Regions from separate parts of the Homo sapiens genome. Here region 2 is linked to region 1. A link is a loop called in an ENCODE intact Hi-C map of the cell type or tissue named here. Cell type or tissue: PC-3. All regions are shown on one strand. Each heading gives the region's core, and the rest is flanking DNA. Links, peaks and the distances in the headings are about the cores only.

Evidence for each region. Peaks named below come from ENCODE experiments on the same cell type or tissue, not always from the same donor. Only the 100,000 strongest peaks of a DNase experiment are listed, where the experiment ranks them.
Region 2: it touches region 1 in a loop (2.9-fold over the local background); 1 of 110 quality-filtered maps calls a loop at or near these places.

What each region holds. Positions count from the first base shown.
Region 1 is chr21:15,190,359-15,195,024 of GRCh38, forward strand. It overlaps LOC124905047 (a long non-coding RNA gene), which reads left to right. Exons shown (of 2, transcript XR_007067916.1): 2 at 1-148. Among named protein-coding and RNA genes, the nearest start is that of LINC02920, 130 kb to the left of the region's middle. In PC-3, for the core only: no CTCF peak of the experiment used is centred there; a DNase peak (open chromatin) is centred at 2,063; H3K4me3 peaks cover 1,509 bases; H3K27ac peaks cover 2,543 bases.
Region 2 is chr21:15,279,972-15,284,637 of GRCh38, forward strand. LOC105369292 (a long non-coding RNA gene) reads right to left here and starts at 3,756. Exons shown (of 4, transcript XR_937592.2): 1 at 3,382-3,756; 2 at 524-776. In PC-3, for the core only: no CTCF peak of the experiment used is centred there; no DNase peak of the experiment used is centred there; H3K27ac peaks cover 1,053 bases.

The DNA.
Region 1 (4,666 bases), core at 447-4,446:
AACTCTCAATCACCTATTTGAACATGCCACCGGGGATGCTGCTTTGATCCTGCCTGACAACCTTGGTTTCTAGTTTAATATTTTCTCCTCTCCCCTCCGCCCCACACTATGCTGGGTTGAAGCATAAAGGAAATAAAAGATTGCCTTCATGGAAATGGGTCTTATTTCTTTATTTAAAAATTATATTTTATTGGAGATATTTGATAGTTAAGAACTGTAATCTCAGTCTTTTTTTGTGATGACATTGCAATTCCTTTGTAGAACAGTTTAGAAAAACATTGAAATTTTTCCTAGGCGAATTGCTGATAGAACCACATCCCTTTCCAGCTCTTGTCCTTCCTCTGATGAAAATGAAAAGAGGTTATTCTTTGCGATATTGGAGCCACAAAACAACCAGATAAACTCACAAATAAAATCCATCTTAAGAATAAACCAGGAGTCCACAAGTGCAGTATTTCAACTATAACATAGCATGAAGAAAGGGCAGGCTGAAAGAAAAAAAGCCCGTGGGGACGAGTTTTCTTTACATGTCCTACAATAGTTTTTCTTTCATAAAAGTAATGAAAGAAAAGGTGGGGTGGAGTGGCAGTGAGGAGAAGAATGGGTGAGAAGATAAGACACGCATGCCTTGTGCTGAAGAAAAGACTATTTGTACCTAGTACATTGTAGAAATTGTTCAAGAACAGCTCAGCCATGTAAAAATATGACCCTGTAATACTGCCAAGGTCAATCAGACCCATAGTGATTGACTTAGAAAGAGCTGGCCTTACAGGATACCATTGCACAAAGCCTACGAGAGTTTATACGCCTAATTGCTAGCATTTGGAAGGTATTTTTGAATCTTGAGAATTTAATTGTACAAAACTACAGTATAAAACTCATACTTTAGTTTTTTTCTTGGTGGATAAGACTTAAAAGAGATACCATAAAAATGTAAAGTAGATACACAGTCACTCTTTCACGTTATGATATTTTCATTATTTTATTAGCATTTATTCCTGATATTTTTGTTTTAATATTTCTTTGGCGTGGCTTTATTTTCCAAATAGAATTTAAGCTGCATAAGAACAGATATCATGCTTTTTAGTCACCGTTTTTTGAATAAACTAAATTTTGACTCATAAATAATAATTTGTAGAGAGTTGCCTATTAAATGTCAAATTTATATACCTCAAATATGAACAATTACGATGTTCATGAGTAAGAGTAAAGTGTATGCTGAGAGTATGTTTATTTTTATCTTATTCATACAAAAGAATAAAGTAATTCTTTTTAAAAGAAGGGGCCCTTTATATATTTTGTATTATACGTTGAAAAAATACATGTATGTAAAAATTTGCAAGTCCAAAAAAGTACCGAGTTGTAATCAATTTTTCCTTCCAGGGAATCAGGTTTTGGAGGTTTTACATTTTTTTTAGACTTCTGTATTATTTGATTTTTTTTACAAGGAACAAGCATTACTTGTTTAACTTAGAAAAAACTAAAATCATTAACAAAATCTTGTAACATAGTGGCTTTAGAGACAACTATTGAACCAAGTTTGAAGATGTATTTGTAATAAATGGTGATTTGATTTTCCTTCTCTCACTCTTTATATGTTTTTTGTTACCAGAGTAATGGGACTTCTCCCCGATTTCAGCTCCTATCCCCAACTCATTCCAACAATATATTTTGCAACCATCTCTTTACCCATGACCATATACCCTATTAAGATTTTTCTACCCGGTACTATTTCTAGGCTGAGCCAACTTTTAGGTTGTAGAAAATAGTAAAGGGAAAAGGAATAAGGACGGGATAGGATTTAAAAGAACAAAGATATTTGAGGGGAGGACAGGCGAGGGAGAAAGTGACAGAGCCCTAAAATGATCTCTTTTGCAGTCTACCCTCCCCCGAAATCAGTGCACTTAAATGTCTTTTTTTTATGGTGATTTGGGCAATATTTACTAGAGCCAGAAATACCAGAGTATCAAGTATTCCTGTCTGAGCTGGCATTTTGCCTACTAGTCCATGAATTCTCCCACTGGGTACATCCTGAAGCCTTCTTGGAGATTGCAGGTCATAAATGTGCATGATTAATTGCCTATGTTGAAACAAACAAACAAAAAAGTTACCAGAACATTCAGACTAGAAGGTGAAGCAAGATCCTGTTGGGCGACAGAAGAAATCTGTTTGGGAGCCTGACAGTGATGGCTGAAGGAAGAAGATTGAGCTGACTGGAGCTGACTAATACACATTTCTAGTAGGTGGAATAACAAAAGGGATACGACTAGAAAATAGGGGTTTGTTACAAATTGTGAAAGACACCTAATAAATTACAAGGGACACAGGCTATGGGGCAGTGACTTAGATAAAACTAGAAGAGCAAAATGTAAAGCAATTTTTTTGTTTTTTAATTTAATTTAATTTAATTTAATTTAATTTAATTTAATTTAATTTAATTTTTTGAGACAGAGTCTTGCTTAGTTGCCCAGGCTGGAGTGCAGTGGCACAACCTCGGCTCACTGCAAGCTCCGCCTCCCAGGTTCACGCCATTCTCCTGCCTCAGCCTCCCCAGCAGCTGGGACTACAGGCGCCCGCCACCATGCCCTGCTAGTTTTTTGTAGAGACGGGGTTTCACCGTGTTAGCCAGGATGGTCTCCATCTCCTGACCTCGTGATCCACCCGCCTCAGCCTCCCAAAGTGCTGGGATTACAGGCATGAGCCACCGCGCCCGGCCAATGTAAAGCAATTTTTAAGACAAGTCCACAACTTTGTTTCTAAGTAAAATTAACTAATTGAGATGGGAACATAGGGGCAGTATGCTGTCTTCCTTATGTATAGAGATACCCACAGATGTCTACCACCTATGGGTGAGAACAAATAATTAATCATTTTCCAGTTCTGGTTAACAAACTATATTGCCTCCCTTGGAGGTGTACAGTATGTGCATACAAAAACCTGCATTAAATATGTTACAAAAAGTCTGCCCAGAATTGGGCAAAAGAGAGCCCCATGGTGTCCTCAATTGAGGCCATATACTTTTGAAGACCTCACAGTTAACAAATGAAATATGAGAGAATATGATTTAAGATTTCTTTGAATGCCCAAATAGTAAATGAAATTATATGTTCTATAAAGTGCTCCACAAATCCTGGTACAAAAGCAGTCAGTAACTTTTTTTCATTTTCAGTTAACCGCTGTGGGACTATCTTGGTGCATGTTGCACTGCTGTAACAGAATATCAGAGACAGTGTAATTTACAAAGCAAATAGTTTTTTCCTCACAGTTCTGGAGTTTGGAAAGTCCATGATGGAGGGGTTGGAATCTGGTGAGGGAGGAGGGCATCACGTGGGTGAAGGGGAGCAGGAGATTGAACTCACAGCCTGAAGCTTTCTTATAATTGACATGAATCCATTCATGAGGGTAGAGCCCTCATGACCTAAACACCTGTGATTAGGCCCTGCCTCCCAATAGTGTTGCACTGAGGATTAAGTTTCCAGCCCGTGCTTTTTAGGGGACACGTCCAAACTATAGCAAAGACTTACATGTCTTCGTAACTGGAAGTCTAGTATTTTTTTCTTCAGGTTCCCTGTCTTTCCCTTACTCATCGATTCCCTACCCTCTGCAGGCTCATCCAGTCCAAAGTAGGCCAATTCTGGCTACCAGAAAGTGGAAGGATATAGAGGCAAAACAGTGCTCTGCTGCAGCTGATGCCTCTCAAAGATTAGTCCTACACAGTTGGAACAGTGATGACTGGCCCAGAATGCTGCAGTTATCTCACTTCTTCAGTTCTAAGGTTGGCCAAAGGCTGTCCATGTTTGAAGTCCTAGCAATTGCTGTTATACACAAACAGTCCATTCTAAACTGCAAGCTACTAGTAAGGGACCGGAGTAAGGTCCTGGACCCCCGTGGTTTTTCCTCCTCAGTGAGCTACCTAAGGGAGAAGTAACTGATCTTGCTGCCTTTACCCACATCTCTCACATTTACCTTTTGCTCACCTTTCTCAGGGACGCAATCCTCAGTGATTTAGTCAAGGTGCTATATCCTTTTCAGGAAGGTTCCCAAGTAATTCCATGGTTCCATTGTCTCTACCTTTCTAAATCAGGCTACTCTCTGTGACTCCAAAGTGATTTTTCATCCTGGCCTAAGTCATGAACTCCTGGGCATTTTTTTCCCTAAAGAAAAGAAAAACACATCTTCATTTCTGATTGGTTACTGTTGGGTACAGCATCCCTGGACATATGTAGCTTCTGCTTTCAAAATTATAAACAGTAGCTGCTGGGAGCAGTGGCTCACTCCTATAATCCCAGCACTTTGGGAAGGTGAGGGCAGATTGCTTGAGGCCAGGAGTTTGAGACCAGCCTGGCCAGCAGGGAGGAAACCCCATCTCTACTAAAAATACAAAAATTAGCCAGGCATGTGGTGTGCGCCTGTAGTCCCAGCTACTCGGGAAGCTGAGGCATGAGAATTGCTTGAACCGGGGAGGCAGAGGTTGCAGTGAGCCAAGACTGAACCACTGCACTCCAGCCTGGGCCGCAGAGTGAGACTCTATCTCCAAAATAAAAATAAAAAAATTATAAATAGCTGTGACAAAGTACAAACCATTAGCTTTAGATGTCTTAAAACCTTAGGATGACGGTTCTCTACAAAGTAGAACTTTGTACTCATTTGAATGTTTTTGGATGTA
Region 2 (4,666 bases), core at 428-4,427, 90 kb after region 1:
TTAGATTTTGAAAACCAAGATCATAAACTTTTTAAAAAATTTAATGTTTTTATCATATTTGTTCAAAAGTAAACCACTGCTAAAAGGCTTATAACAGTGTTCCCCTTCCCCCTTACCTTCCAGCCCACAACTATCCTCCTCACCAATATGATCTTTCTTTGGAGATGAGAAATGTCATCTTTCTTAGCTTTTCTGGTACTTGCCTCCTTATTTTCAAGTCCTATATAGCATTGCTTTATTTTGGTTATTAATTTTAAACATTATCCAACCCTATCACAGTGTGGTGAAAAATCCATAGTCAGTATTATAATTATTATGACTAATGTAAATGCTATTCAAAGTGAACCCAGGTGGCACACTATATTTATAGTATATTATTATAGTATCTTTTCCTGGGTTAAGAACTGAAACTTTTTCTTCTAGTTTTCTTGGTTTGCTTTGAAATTATGGTTAAGTCATCATACACCTTCCAACAGCTGTATAAAATCTTGTTTCATTCAAATTCCGATACAGTGAAATCTACCTGGTAATCTCTCCATTTCTTCTTCATCTGTCTTTCCCCTGGAAGCATCCTTCCGGTGGTGGGGGCAGGGGGTGCTTTTGTCCAATCTGAAATGGCTCTCCTCTGTTTGAAAGCTTCTTCTCAACTATAATCTTGGACCCTCTGTACCTCCTGGTCATTTCTTTTGTCTCTCTCGATTTGGATTACCTGCTTTCTGATCTTTAGTCTTGCTCCTTCTTGGTTTATTCCATTATGGGTAGAGCATCCACTAGTTCTTGGAGAAATAGAGATCAAAGGTAATTTTTTTAAGACAACATTTCATAAAATATCCTTATTTCATTTTCATGTAAGGCTGATTGTGTCATTGGACGTGAACTACTAGAATGGATATCATTTACATCAAGAATCTGAAATGGATTGTGCTACTGTTGTAGGACTTCCTCCTTAGTTCAGCTAAAAGCTGGGATCTTGTCACATGACCATGAAAGATTAGGCTGGCAGATACTTTGAAGGGTGAGAAGAGCAGGTTTCATTGGGTGAAAGGTAAAAAAGGGAAATAGGGACCCTCAGCAAAGCAAGAGTCCTGAGTGTGGGTTTCTTGCCTCACAGATTGAAACCCTAGTTATCACCCTGGGACAGGAGAAGCCAGGCTCCTCCCCACTGGAAAGGGCACAAACTTCCCATGGCTCCACAGCATTCTCCCAGCGCACTGGCCAGTCGGAGGTTTTCCGGGGAGCCCTTTATACTTGGCTGTCTCACTACCGTCCTCTAGCTTTCTATGTTGCTATTAAAAAGCAAAAGCAATTTTTAGTCCTTATCTTTTAATGTATCCCCTTTTTCTCCCTGGAAGGTTTCCTCTTTATTCCTGCTTTTTCTTTTCTTTTTTTCCATTTATAGCTTTAGGCACTTGGTAGTAAGTCTTTACCATCTGGAGACTTACATCCTTCAGAGTGAGGAATTATCTGATTTTCTCTATGGAACTCCTGTTAGTCAGATGTTGGGCCTTTTTGCTTAATATTTTCTTTACTCTTTTCCCTCCTATTGGTTATCGCTTTATGTTTTTGATCTTCCGATTCTTTTGTTAAATTTTTATTTTCTAAATATCTATTTCTTGTTTCATGAGTGTTCCTTTTTATGCATTTTCATGTTGTTCTGTGGGTTCAATACCTCTCTTACCTCTCCAGGGATACAAATTACAGTGTTTTTTTGTTTTGTTTTTTGTTTGTTTGCTCCCTGAATTCACTATAGTTCTTTTCTCATTTTAATTTTAGATGTTTTCTATGATGTTTTTGTTCTTTACTAATTAATATCAATGCGTTCAGAAGTAAATGGAAAGTTCTATGGGTGTAGGCTGCAGTTTTGCACTGCTAAACCTCCTGAGGTTCCCACAACTGGCCAGTTAGCTTCTATGTTGTGAAATCTCCAAATGCCTGTATTCCCACAGGAGTTTTCTCGGAGGCAGTACATTCTCTCTTACACACACCTGGGGGTTATTAGCTTGGCTACCAGCATTCTAGAATTTGGTGGAAAAGAAAGGCTCAGGGTCCACAGTTCAGTTAGATTAATTCCTTTTTTTTTTTCAATATGCTACTTTGCTGTCTTTGATGCCTCATGCTCGCAGGTGTAGTAAAAGTGGGGCAGTCATCTGAAGGTGCTCAGAGTGGACAGGAACCAGGAATCTGAAGCTAACTGCTCCCTAGTGGGGCAGTCATCTGAAGGTGCTCAGAGTGGGTGGGAACCAGAAATTTGAGGCTAATTGCTCCCTAGCAGTTTCTCAAGTCCTCTCCCTAATTCCTTCAAATTATTCTGCGTAATTCCAATTCCTGAGTCTTTTATAACTTTTAGGGGCCAACTATGTATATCCATCTGCAAGAGCTTATTCTCCTCCACTCTTCTAAACTATTTATTATTCTTACATTGACTTTAGTCTTCAAATTCTGTGGCCTGGGACTATAGATATCTATTAATTTTTAATGAATATATTCAATTTTTTTGTTTATTTGTTTTTATTCTATTTTCCTGAATTTTAGGGGGTTGGATTTTGAGAGGAGAGGAGTGGAAATATCTTGATTCCATCAATTTAGAAATCACAGATCTCGTGATCAGATTTTGAGGGATAGATTCTCATTGTAACAACACCTGTCAGAAATTTATTTTTAAAAGAGAATTACAATGTATTAATTAATACTTGGAAATATTATCACTAAGTAAATTAGAATATTTCTTTTGATTGCCAAAGGCAGTTTTGTTCTTCTGAAAGAATCAGCTTCAGAAGCCAAATAAAGATCTAAACATTCATGACGGGTGTTGAGTTATAGCAGAGAAAGTTAAATGTTCTTTATGGTTAATGTTGCATTACCTAGCCTGTTGCCACAACCCTCATGTAAGTAGGTGCCTGCCAAAATAAATAGAATGATTAAATTGGGCAGCCAGGAATTACCACTGGACAGTTCTGATAATCCACAGGCAACTTTCCATTCTTCTTTCTTTATTCTTCACAAATCCTACTAATATTTGTTATAAAAATAGATTGTACAATTATTTGAGTGATAAAGAAATATTTATGAAGTGTCCACTCTGTACCATATACATGGTAATATGTATTATTTCATTATTCTTTGTCAGATATTAGTTACATTTTAAATTTATGTCTTTTTAATGAGATTCCAGGGAAGTACCTGGTTTCCTGATGAAATTTAAGGAATTCCCATTATTTGCTTTAATCATTTCCTGGGAAGGCTTTCACATGTGACCAAATACATTCATTTTATAGCTTTTATTTTAATTGTTGATTTTTTATGACTTTGTTCATAATTCTGTGCATACATTTTTTGTTTACCCATATTATACATTGACTACATACTCAATATTATACAAACCTTCATTGTTTATTTTTCCATAATAAACAAGGAACATGAAGTCTTTGCATTTGGAAGAGTCTTCAAAGGCAGATCAGAGTCCAAAACCTAGCACAAGCCCTCACTCCAGTTTGGTGAAAAGCAAATTAAAAAAAGAAAAAAGGAAAAAAAAGAGAGTAAACAAAACACATATGCAGAAATACACCAACAAAAATACACGTCGTCCATCACTGCACATTCTTCTCTTTCCTGGAAAGAATGGCAGCGACTATGAAGAGTTTTTCAGAGGCTAGATGCTCCCGTGAAATTTGCACCTGGTCCTGAGGTGAGCCAGATTGGCAGGAAGAGAAGGCAGAGCTGACTCCATACTGTTATTCCTTAGCCAATCACCAGAGTGACAAACCTTGAGTGAGCTTGAACCACAGATGCCCACTAGATGTTCATCCCTGTGTTAAAAAAAGATTTGGTGAAAATAGTGGCTGGTCCTGAGCCCAGCAAGGATGGAGATGAAGAATGATAAGTTATTCATTTCTAAAAATTTTATAAATATAGGACTTGCTTAACACTGACTGCTGACCTTGAATTCCCTTCTTCTGAGTATGTCTGCAATTCTAAAAGCAGCCCCAGAAGGCTGGAAAACGACTCACAAAGTGGCTATTAATAAACAGTGGTACATATAAAAGTGACAGAAGTCCAAAGTGTGTAGACAGGTGTTTTACTTCAATAGAGTAATGAAATGCTGAAGCAATGCAGGTGTTCAGCAGCCACAGCTTTGTCTGAACACTGCAGGGTATGTGTGTGTATGTGCCTGTGAGTACACACACACCCGTGTATGCATGCAACTTAAGCACACACACTTTGGGGAAGCACTTACTATGTGCACTCTGCAGTAACAAATCATGATTTGCTTCCAATCATTGCTATATTGATTTAAGAGAGAATGTGCTCTTAATAAGCATTATCCACCGCAGAATGCACATAGTAAGTGCTTTCCATTCCAATGTTCCTTGGTTTCAGCAATGTCAATGACTGTACTGTATTAGTCTGTTCTCACACTGCTAATAAAGACATACCAAAGAGTGGGTAATTTGTAAAGGAAAGAGGTTTAATTGATTCACAGTTCCATATGGTTGGGGAGGCCTCACAATCATGGTGGAAGGCGAATGAAAAGCAAAGTCATGTCTTACATGGTAGCAGGCAAGAGAAAGCTTGTGCAGAGGAGCTCTCCTTTATAAAACCATCAGATATCATGAGACTTATTTACTACCACAAGAAGAGTATGGAAGAAACTGCCCCCATGATTCAA